Linked DNA regions of Homo sapiens: region 2 is linked to region 1. Evidence: read pairs that join two places in POLR2A ChIA-PET (ENCODE). Cell type or tissue: K562. All regions are shown on one strand. Each heading gives the region's core, and the rest is flanking DNA. Links, peaks and the distances in the headings are about the cores only.

Region 1 (5,362 bases), core at 171-5,170:
TTTTGGTCCATCTTTGTCTGCTGACCCCACTATAGATTTTAAAAATACAAATATGCATGCACGTGGTTAAAAACTCGCTGATGTCAGATGGCTGGGATGAAAGGACTGCCTGCTGCCTTTCCTCTTGTAGTGCTCGGACACCTCTGCAGGCGAAGCTCCTTGTTTTTTTTTTTTGTTGTTGTTGTTGTTGTTTTTTCACTTCTTATTTTGAAATAATTATAGATTCACAGGAAGTTGCAAAAAAAAAAACAAAACAAAACCCGTGGGAGAGATCGCACGGACCCCTCCCCAGTTCCCCTGATTGCACACACAGGGCATATCTGGGGTCTCTGGATTTGTGTGTCTTACTTTGTGCGTCTGTGCACGCATGTGTATAACTGCAGTTTTATCACGTGTGAATATCTGTGGCCATTCTCAGGCCCACGCGGCTTCCTGCTCCTGCCCCTGAATGGGCACCCCCAACACCCCAAAACCTGTTCTCAGCTGTAAAATCGTGTCATTTCAGGAGTGTCATAGATGGATGCATCGGCCTGTCACTTTTTAGCCTTACCCTTTTCCCTCACCATAGTGCCCTCAGATCCACCCACTTCTGTCCATCTCCAGCTCCCTGTTCTTGCTGAGAAGTCCCACATGGTGTAGTGGCACCTTGATTCTCCCTTTCTGGCTGTTACCAGTATAGCTGGCTGCTGTGAGCTTTCGCTGCAGGTTTTGTGTGAGCTGCAGTCTTCGTTTCTCAGTGATCCATGCCCGGAAGTGAGAGGGCCAGGTCGTGGAGTAGTTGCTTGTTTGGTGTTGTGAGGACCTGCACCCTGTCTTCCAGAGGGCCACCCGTTTTGCCTCCCCACCAGCAGCATGCCAGTGACCTGGTTTCTCCTCATGCTGGCCAGTGTTCAGGTTCACCACTGCATCTGTCTGGGCCACATCGCCTGTGTTTCCCTGGTGGCGTGGTGACCTTTCCGCGGCACACCTGCGGCTGCCCCTCTGTGCTGTCCTTGCTGTTCCTCCCGTCATCTTAGCCCACGTGTGTAAATGACATATGTTCCCCTCCCTTGTGGGTGTTGTTTTTGATGTCCTGTGACCGCTGTCCTGGAGTGTGGGCCAGATTCACTGGCTGTCACAGCTGGCTATGCCCACCCTCCCTGCGGCAGGGTCCTCAGTGAGACCTGTGCCTACTGGTTCTGGGTGATGAGCGTGAACGTTCTCCGTGGCTGCTGGCACGTGGGCATGACCACAGGGTAGAGTGAGACTGCAGAGATGAGGGCAGCAGGCCCCTGCTTGGCACCTGAAGCCCTGGGCAACTGGCAAGGACTGAGCCCTCTCCTGGCTGGAAGGGGCTGGGCCACCTGCTCTTGGGCTTGTCTCTGGAAGGCCCTCTGGGGGTCTTACTACCTCCCTGTCTCAGCTCCCACCAGCCTGTGAAGCCCTGTGCAGTCCATACCTGCAATCAACCCCAGCCATGGAGGTGGCTGTACCCCAGGTGTCTCCACTTAGTGCCCCCCCCCCCGACATGCCCCACGCTGCCCAGCCTCTCCTCTTCCCACCATCCGTCTGGTCAGGGGTCATTCTTGTGGTGCCTGCCCAAATCCTCTGAGGAGGGCTGCCTGGAGTGCAGGTCAGAATGGCTCTGGGGCCCCGATTGGGTTCTGAGACTTGGCTTGGGGAGGCAGGTGGTGGGCATGGGCAGAGTGGGCCTCAGGCATGCTGTACCTCCCTGACAACCTCCTGGGCTCCTTGCTCCTCCCTCCTGCCCACCTTAGGACCCTTGGGCTCCTCGATGGCTTCCCTGGGCTGGAACAGGCAGGTCTGGTTCTCAGTGGCTGTGCACACCGTTCCCCTGCGGGGCCCTGCCCATCCCTGCTCCCACATCCAGCGGACTGTTGTCATTTCTGCCCTAGGCTCTGGGACTACTCCGGATGATGCCCTCGGGCAGGCTATTGCAGTTCTGCCAGTCCCTGGGCAAACAGGGTCTGTCTGCGCTGGCCCCTGTGAGCTCGTCTTTGCCTGCTTAGACGAGAGCTCCGGAGGCTCAGCTGCGCACGGCTGTGGGCAGGGCTTTCCATGCGCTGGTCCAGGTGTACCCTGCCTGGCCTGCTGTGCGTTGTCTGCACGCACCCTCGCATTGCTGTGGGCGCGGCACTCTGCGCTGGTCTCCAAGGTGCCCGCATCTAGCTGTGATGCGCGCCTTGGGAGGTGCTGCCTGGTGTGGCTGTGGGCGTGGCTCGCTGTGGGCGTGGCTCGCTGTGGGCGTGGCTCGCTGTGGGCGTGGCTCGCTGTGGGCGTGGCTCGCTGTGGGCGTGGCTCGCTGTGGGCGTGGCTCGCTGTGGGCGTGGCTCGCTGTGGGCGTGGCTCGCTGTGGGCGTGGCTCGCTGTGGGCGTGGCTCGCTGTGGGCGTGGCTCGCTGTGGGCGTGGCTCGCTGTGGGCGTGGCTCGCTGTGGGCGTGGCTCGCTGTGGGCGTGGCTCGCTGTGGGCGTGGCTCGCTGTGGGCGTGGCTCGCTGTGGGCGTGGCTCGCTGTGGGCGTGGCTCGCTGTGGGCGTGGCTCGCTGTGGGCGTGGCTCGCTGTGGGCGTGGCTCGCTGTGGGCGTGGCTCGCTGTGGGCGTGGCTCCCTGCGTGTGGTGACCTGGGCGCTTGCCTTAAAGGCGCAGCCCCTTGTGGCTGAGGGCAGAGCTCTTTGCGTTGGTCCACGGTGTGCTCCTCTGCCCGGGTAAGGCGCGCTCCCTCATGCAGCCCTTTCTGGCCCACTCAGTTGGTGAGCTGCCATGCGCCCCTGCCTCTCTCCCTGCAGGCTCCAGGAACACTCGGAGGTGTCTGGCTTCCTTCTGGAGTGTGACAGCTCGGTGCAGGGCGCGCTGCAGAAGCACCTCGCGCTATACAGGATCCGGCGGAAGGTCACGGTGGAGCCGCACCCGGAGCTGCGAGTGTGGGCGGTGTTGCCCAGTTCCCCTGAGGCCTGCGGGGCTGCATCGCTGCAGGAGAGGGCAGGGGCTGCCGCCATCCTCATCCGCGACCCGCGAACAGCACGCATGGGGTGGCGGCTCCTCACCCAGGATGAAGGCCCAGCCCTGGTGCCCGGGGGCCGGCTCGGGGACTTGTGGGATTATCACCAGCACCGATACCTGCAAGGTATGGGTGGGGTGGGCACGCTGGGCTGGATTGCACGGGTGGAGCTGGACGATGTTCAATTCTCGCTGGTTTCCCCCCTCCAATCCCTGCAGGCGTTCCTGAGGGGGTCCGAGACTTGCCTCCTGGGGTGGCCCTGCCCCTGGAGTCCAACCTGGCCTTCATGAACGGCGTGAGCTTCACCAAAGGCTGCTACATTGGCCAGGAGCTGACGGCCCGCACCCACCACATGGGCGTCATCCGCAAGCGCCTCTTCCCTGTCCGGTTCTTGGACCCCCTTCCCACCAGTGGCATCACCCCTGGTGCCACGGTGCTGACTGCCTCAGGACAGACTGTGGGCAAGTTCAGGGCTGGCCAGGGCAACGTGGGGCTGGCCCTGCTGTGGTCAGAGAAGATCAAGGGTCCTCTGCACATCAGAGCCTCTGAGGGTGCCCAGGTGGCCTTAGCCGCATCTGTGCCAGACTGGTGGCCTACAGTCTCCAAGTAGTCCGAAGCCTTGGCTGGCGCAGGCTGATGGGGAGGCTGGGGCCTGGGGCCTTTGGCCTCTGTCCAGGGTCTTCCCGTCCCATCTGTCTGCTGCGCCTACTGGGTGGGAGCCCTGGTTTCCATCTGGGAAAGTCCCCCTTGTAGGTGCCCTGCCTGGCCCCACCCATGCTCAGGGGCCCCAGGCACGTGGGTTGTTTTCTCCCTGGACTTCCTGTGGCCCCAGAGGAGCCCACCGTGTGAGTGCTGGGCTCCAGATGGCGCCGGGTCCCAATCGTGGCTCCACACAGGGTTGTCTGGGAGGACGGGACGGTGTCTCTGGCCAGCACTGGCAGCTTCCGGGCCTTGTACCCCACTCTGCCTGGCATGAGCCTCATGGGGGGTTGGTCCCTGTGCCTGGAAGCGGGGTGGTGTCCAGGGTCTGCAGGCTGGGGCTCGGGCTTTGGGAGTTGTTTCACTGTGCTTGCTTCCAGCATGTCTCAGGGTGGGGCTATGCGTGGTCTAGAGGGGTCTGGGGCATTGGATCAGGTGGCATGTGGGTGTCTACACATCGAGAAGCACACAGGGATGAGCCACTAGGTATCCCATGCTGGAGGCTTGTGGAAGGCTGTGCCCATCTCCCATGTTTCCCCACCTCTGTTCCTCCTCAGAGCCCTCCAGGAGCGTGGGGTGGGGGCCAGCGCAGGGCTCAGGAGCCAGCAGGGCAGAGTTCTGCCTGTGTGTGCTGGGTTTTGGCATAGCCTGTGTTTGCAGTGAGAGTGACTTGCTGTCAGTCACGGGGCACAGCCTCCTGTTCACCCACTGGCTTCCCCCTTCCCACTGAAGTGTGAGCTCTATGTTTCAGGGCATCTATTAAAGAGTGAGCCACAGGCAGCCCCTTGGGAGCTCTGGTTTCATTTGGGGGAGAGGGAGGTGGGGGCTTAGTTTTTGTGATCTGGCTGACTGGACCCCGGGAACAGCGCTCCTTTGAGAACGCCCAGACCTACCAGATGAAGCACTTGGCATGGCTGCAGGCCAGCAGGGGAGGCCTCAGAGGCCCAGGCTGGGCACGTGGGTGCCGAGTCTGCAAAGGACAGCCCCATGGCTGTGAGCTGTCGGCTGCAGGGCGCAGGGCCTGGGGGGCAGGCGTTTGGGCCACCAAGCTGGACGTTAGGGTGGCCACAGAGGGCCAAGCAGGCAGGGAGCCTGTGCCGCCATCCTGGGGGGCCACAGGTGCTCTCTAGAAATCTGCAGCCATGGCGGTTTTGGGGTCAGGGGTCTAAAGGCAGCTCTGAGCTGCAGTGTAGTTTGTGATCACCCAGGAGGAGGGTGTAGAGCGGATGGACGGGAGGAAGCGGCTGCAGCTGGAGGGAAGAGAGGGGCCGTCCAGCCTCACCCGCTGCAGTCAGCTCTCCTATGGGCAAGGAAACAGCTAGGTGGCCCTGACCCCTGCGGTCCTGAGAGCCGGTGGCCTTCAGCCCCTCTTGGACAGGTCATGGTCTGGAAGCGCCCAGCGCAGGATGGATTCCAGACCAGCATCCCTGCAACCTTTTCAGCCCCACTGGCTGCTGCTTTAAACTGGCATGGAGACATTTGATCAGCTTCCCAGCCAGTTTTCTCTCCAGCTCAGCCAGGAGTGGGTGCCTGTGGCCTGTGTCACCAAGAGCTGGTGTCTCCTGCATGAGGGGCATGCACCCCTGGAATGAGGGTCTGTGCCTCGAGCTCAAAGTGTCCCGGCTCTGTCATCTGCCTGAAGTTGCCTGGCTTTTCCAGTGGGGCC
Region 2 (5,362 bases), core at 198-5,197, 290 kb after region 1:
CTCTGTGCTATCTGATGGGGTTCCTCATCCTCCATCCCCAGGTGATATCTGATCACCCTGCCTGCCTCCAGCAAGAGCCATGTGAGGTTCGTTTACCCAGAATCCCCCTCACACCTGATGTCTTCTTCTTCTTCTTCTTCTTCTTCTTCTTCTTCTTCTTCTTCTTCTTCTTCTTCTTCTTCTTCTTCTTCTTCTTCTTCTTCTTCTTTTTGAGATGGAATCTTGCTCTGTTGCCCAGTAGCACAATCTCAGTTCACTGCAACGTCCACCTCCCGGGTTCAAATGATTTTCCTGCCTCAGCCTCCTGAGTAGCTGGGATTACAGGCATGCCTGACCATGCTAGGCTAAGTTTTGTATTTTTAGTGGAGACAGGGTTTTGCCATATTGGCCAGGCTGGTCTCAAACTGCTGACCTCAAGTGATCCACCCTCCTCAGCCTCCCAAAGTGTTAGGATTACAGGCATGAGCCACCGTACTTGGCCCTGATGTCTCCTCTTAATACTGTTCTATCCACTAATCTACCCTACTCCTGTCTATAAATTTCCACTTGTCAGTGCGGTACTCAGAATTGAGCCCAATCTCTCTACCCTGCTGCAGAATCCCACTGCAATGGTCCTAATCCTACTCCACCGTCCTGAATGAAGCCTTCCTCACCATGGTTTAACAAACGTTAATATATGTACATATATAGCACTGCTTGCCTTGGTCCTGCCAGCCCAGTGAGATGCTGGTCTTCCCACCAGGTTCTTACTAAGGCTTCCTGGCTTCCTACTGGTGTGGAAAGGTTTGAAACAAAACTTGGAGTGGGACAGGAGGTGGGCATTCTAAGGACTTTGGGTAAGAATATGTCTTTCAGGTACTAAGATTTAGGATTTGCTCTGCCCACCATATGGTGGCTGCTTGGTGGTGTCAGGAAATCAGTCCTGGTTCTCATGGGTGGTGATTGCTAGGGACTCAATGTCTGCGTTCCCTCCAAATTTCTAGGTTGAAAACCCCCATCCCCAGGGTGATGGTGTTAGAAGGTGGGGCCTTTGGGGGATGATTATGTCATGAGGGTGGAGTGGCATGGTAGGATTCATGCCCTTATAAGAAGAGACACAAGACAGCTTGCTTTTCTCTTTCTCTCTGCTGCAGGGCCCAAGGAAAAACTTTCCTATTGCCCTCTGAAGATTCACTAAAAATCAGCTGACAAAAGACAGATTAAAAGAGAAAAGGCATACACATTTATTTGATCATAGTTTAGTGTGACAAAAAAGCCTTCAGAATGAATACAGAAGAAGCTGTCTATTTTAATGCTTAGGTTCAACAAAATATGGACTGCTATGTAGAAATAGGATTGGGCATGATCTACTGCTAATACACTGAGTGGGGACATCCAGCAAGCCCTGTCTGTCTAGATTCTTCTTGGCCTCTCTGCGTGGCATTCCTTCCTCTTGGGTATGAGACAGGACCCTCTGTGGAATGGGAGTCTTATGACGTACAACCAGACAAGGTGGCCCAGAGAATTTATGGTCAGCATTTGCACAGAAAGGCAGGAGTTAGAGTAATATTTTTAGGATTTGTGTCTGGCTGTGGGGAAAAGGGGTTGCGGTTTTTATGACCTGCCTTGGGGAAGAGGTATTCTAGTTTCTATGGCCAGTCTGGGGGAGAATGGGACTGAGACAGGAAGGCAGGAGATCAGAGAAAGTTTTTTGCTTCAGAGGTCTTCATTTTAGGATATCGCTTTCTAGCACCATGTGAGGACACAGGGAGAAGATGGCTAGGTGCAAACCAGTAAGAATGACCTCACAAAACCCAACCCTGCTGACACCCTGATCTCAGACTACTAGCCTTGGATAATCAGCACTCTTTGGGGGAAAATAACGACACAAAATGTATGTGTTATGTAACTGTAATGTGCAGTTTGTATTAAATGTCTTTTGTGTGTGTGTGTGTGTGTGTGTGTGTTTTTTTTTTGAGACAGGGTCTTGCTCTGTTGCCCAGGCCAGAGTGCAGTGGTGTGATTCATAGCTCACTGCAGCCTCAAACTCCTGGGTTCAAGCAATCCTCCTATCTCAGCCTCCCAAGTAGCTGGGACTATAGGTACGTGCCACCATGCCTGGCTAATTTTTTTTTTTTTTGTAGAGACAGGGTTTTTCTATGTTTCCCACACAGGTCTCTTTTCCCCCAAAGACTTTGATAAATTTCTGTTGTTTAAGTCTCCCCTTCTGTAGCATTTTGTTAGAACAGCCTGAGCCAATTGAGACAGTGTCTCGGATCAAGACCAACATGATGTATTGGCAGACGGACACTATGGAGTAAACTTGAAGCTTTCCTCATGTGAAGAAAAGAAGGAAAAAAGAAGAGAGGGAAGGAAGGAAAAGAAAGAAAGAAGGAAGTAAAGAAAGAAGAGGGACAGTTGGGGAGACGGAGGGAGGGAAGGACAGGGAAAGAGAAAGAAAAAAGAAAAAGAAACAGTGGCCTCTAGCTTAGTGACCAGGTTTAGATGATTAAGAAAAATAATAAACACCTCCCCCCTGCCCCCCGCACTTCTTTAATCGTTCTAGAGTACAGTACTTGGGCTGGAAGCCAGTCCACAAATGTGTTGAATGAATAACTGAATGCATGAAATCAGTCCATCTTTACACCTTAGATTTTTGTGCAGCTCTAGATGATGTATGCTTCTCTACTAGGATGAGGGCTTCCTGCAGTGAGCGCTTTCCCCACCAGCCAAGAAGCCAGGTCCCTTTAAGTCTTACAAACAAGCATTTAATACAGGTGCAGCACGGTGGCTCAGGCCTGTAATCCTAGCACTTTGAGAGACCCAAGCAGGAGGATCCCTTGAGTCCAGGAGTTTAAGACCAGCCTAGCAAACATAGCGAGACCCCTGTCTCTATTTTTTTAAGCATTTAATAAAATTGCACGTTGCAATGGCAAATGCACATGCTCCATCCAGACCCCACCGGTAGAGTGGGATCTGTGTGAGGGACAGCACCCTACAGATACAGAGAGGACAGGCTTCCAGGCTTCTCAAGGACTAGAGGGAACCTTGTACGATTTAAAGCGGAGGAACTGGGAGTGGCTGAAATGACAGGGTGTGCTATGGAGTTCTGCAGGGAACATTGGGGCCTCCCGTAATGCTTGCAGGATTGCAAAGAAGGAAAAAAGGGTTTGGGCAGCCTTGCGCTTCTCAGGGCTTCCAGTTGACATCCTATGGACAAAGGCCCTCCTGCCACAGCCAAGGCGCGTTTCCATCAGGGGCGACTCCTGGGGCGCCTGAGAGCAACCTCCTCCCGGCGCGCCCCCACCCTGCTTAAAGGCACCGGGTTGCGCCGGGCCAGCACCTGGGAGCTCCCCAGCCCAGCGCTCGGAGCACGGGGGACAAAGGCCGGTGCCCCCGGGGACCTGATGCCCAAGAGGGCAGGCCCTCTGACCAAGTCGAGGAGGCACACCGGCTGATTCCCAGCGCCCACGTCCGCAGGAGCAGCTTTTGTGCTCATTTCCATTGCATTTCAGCACTTAGAAAAGAGCTGCAAATGCCAGCGACAGGTGGTGTGGATGCAGAAGCAAAGCAGGAGCATGAAAGCCAATCAGTGAAACAGAGGCAGGCCCGGGCGAGGGCACCAGCCTGGGAACCCGAGGCGTGCTCCCTGAGCAGCAGGTTTGGGGTAACCTGAACGGCGGCCTTTGGTGGCCCTGTCCACCCAGCGAAGCAGCTCCTGCCCTACAGTAGCTTTTGGCGAAAAGCTCTTCAAGGCCAGTGATCTCCCTTCCCCAAGCTAATATTATACCACAGATTTCTCTTCTTACGTACTGCAATTAAATATCTTACGGGCTGCTGACTGCGAAGCTGGTGGCTTCAAGCAGCATTTGGAGAAGATATGGAAACCGGCAACGTACCTATCACAAGACATAAGGGAATTTTATGTAATAAATAATAAATAATAAATATTTATTATTTAACCAGGAGAGGTGGTTTCCACCAGGGAAGGGAGAGCCGGGGAGTGTGCGGGGAGGGGTGCCCTACGGTGGGCTAGGAGGGGTGCAGGGGGAGTGCAGGAGGAGGTGGGCAAGTGGGGGATACCGGGGTGGGGCGGGTTGGGAGGGGAGGGGCTCTCAGATGGGAGACAAGAAGTATGCGGGGAGGAAGGGGGGTGGGGGAGGGTGGCGGGGAGGGGAGCAGGAGTTGGGGGAGGGGCTCCGGGGGATGGGTGGGGAGGGGAGCTGGACTGATCCCCGATTTACCCTGAGGAACACGCAAGCCGGCCTCCTCCACCCTGTAAACCCCGAAGCAGCCTCATCCCTGTGCCACACGGGGGTCGAGAAATCTTGGTGACATGCAAAGATTGGGGAGAAAACATTAAGGCGCAAACGTGCATGAAATACAACAAATTCCAAACTCAGAAATAAAACCGAGGGTCGCAGAGAGGCAGCGGAATGAAGGGTGGCTTTGGAAAGCTCGAGAAGGCGCATCAGCCAATTGGTTTGTGGTGTGAGGCGGGTGAGAATGAATTTAGAACCAACTGGATACTGCACCCCTCAGTATTGGGGCGTCACAGCACCGCGGCACCCCTGCACTGCGTACCCATCTTCCCCGGCACCCCTGCAGCCCCAGCATCCCAACACTCCTGCACTCTGGTGCCGGGGCTTCCCTCTATCCCTGGCACCCCTGTGAACTCAGCACCACACCATTTGACAACTCTGCTCCCGGCACCCCTGCACTTCTGCACTCGGGTACCACTGCACCCCTGCATTCATATCCTCTGCCCCCACACCCCTGTAACCCCAGCACCCCCAGCATCCCTGCAACTGGTGACCCTTATAATCCCAGCAGCACCCCATCTGACACCCTTGCGTCCGGCACCCCAGCACTGCGGTACCCCGGCATTCGTGAAGCAGAGCACCCTGGCGCCGCATGCCCTGAGCCTGGGCTGCCCCTTCGCGCAGGAACCCAAGACGGAACCCACTCGCGTTGCGCCCGAGGAGGTGCGAGGCTGGTCCGCCAGACCCGCCCAGCACGTCACCAACACACCTAAGGAAGCCGGCTCCGGTGCCGCCTCCGTGGGGCGCAGGCTGGAGATGAAGGTCCAGGTCTCTGGACTGCGCAGAAACGCTTTTCCCAGAACCGCCCAAGACATTAACTAGGTGAAGTGGGTTATTTTCCCGAGTGCATTTGACGCTTCTTTCCCAGGCCGGGATGGGAAAATGGGCTGGCCACCGGGTCCCTGTCCATCTGTGTCCTCCAAAGGAGGCTGGAGGATCACTTGGGGCCAGGAGTTCAAAACCAGCTTGGGTGACACGACATAGCGAGACCTCGTCTCTACAAAAAAATTTAAAAAGTTAACGGGCGTGGTGGCCTGCGCCTATCGTCCCCCAGCTACTTG

Evidence for each region. ChIA-PET counts read pairs that join two places held together with the same protein. Peaks named below come from ENCODE experiments on the same cell type or tissue, not always from the same donor. Only the 100,000 strongest peaks of a DNase experiment are listed, where the experiment ranks them.
Region 2: POLR2A ChIA-PET joins it to region 1 with 5 read pairs; 19 of 35 experiments call an interaction of 5 or more read pairs at or near these places.

What each region holds. Positions count from the first base shown.
Region 1 is chr1:228,171,907-228,177,268 of GRCh38, forward strand. IBA57 (iron-sulfur cluster assembly factor IBA57) reads left to right here. Exons shown (of 3, transcript NM_001010867.4): 2 at 2,786-3,123; 3 at 3,216-5,362. The coding sequence ends at 3,607. Among named protein-coding and RNA genes, the nearest start is that of IBA57, 8.8 kb to the left of the region's middle. In K562, for the core only: no CTCF peak of the experiment used is centred there; DNase peaks (open chromatin) are centred at 2,179 and 2,651; H3K4me3 peaks cover 568 bases.
Region 2 is chr1:228,466,405-228,471,766 of GRCh38, forward strand. No RefSeq gene overlaps it. Among named protein-coding and RNA genes, the nearest start is that of MIR4666A, 7.0 kb to the left of the region's middle. RefSeq lists an enhancer at 4,447-4,957. In K562, for the core only: no CTCF peak of the experiment used is centred there; no DNase peak of the experiment used is centred there; H3K27me3 peaks cover 1,080 bases.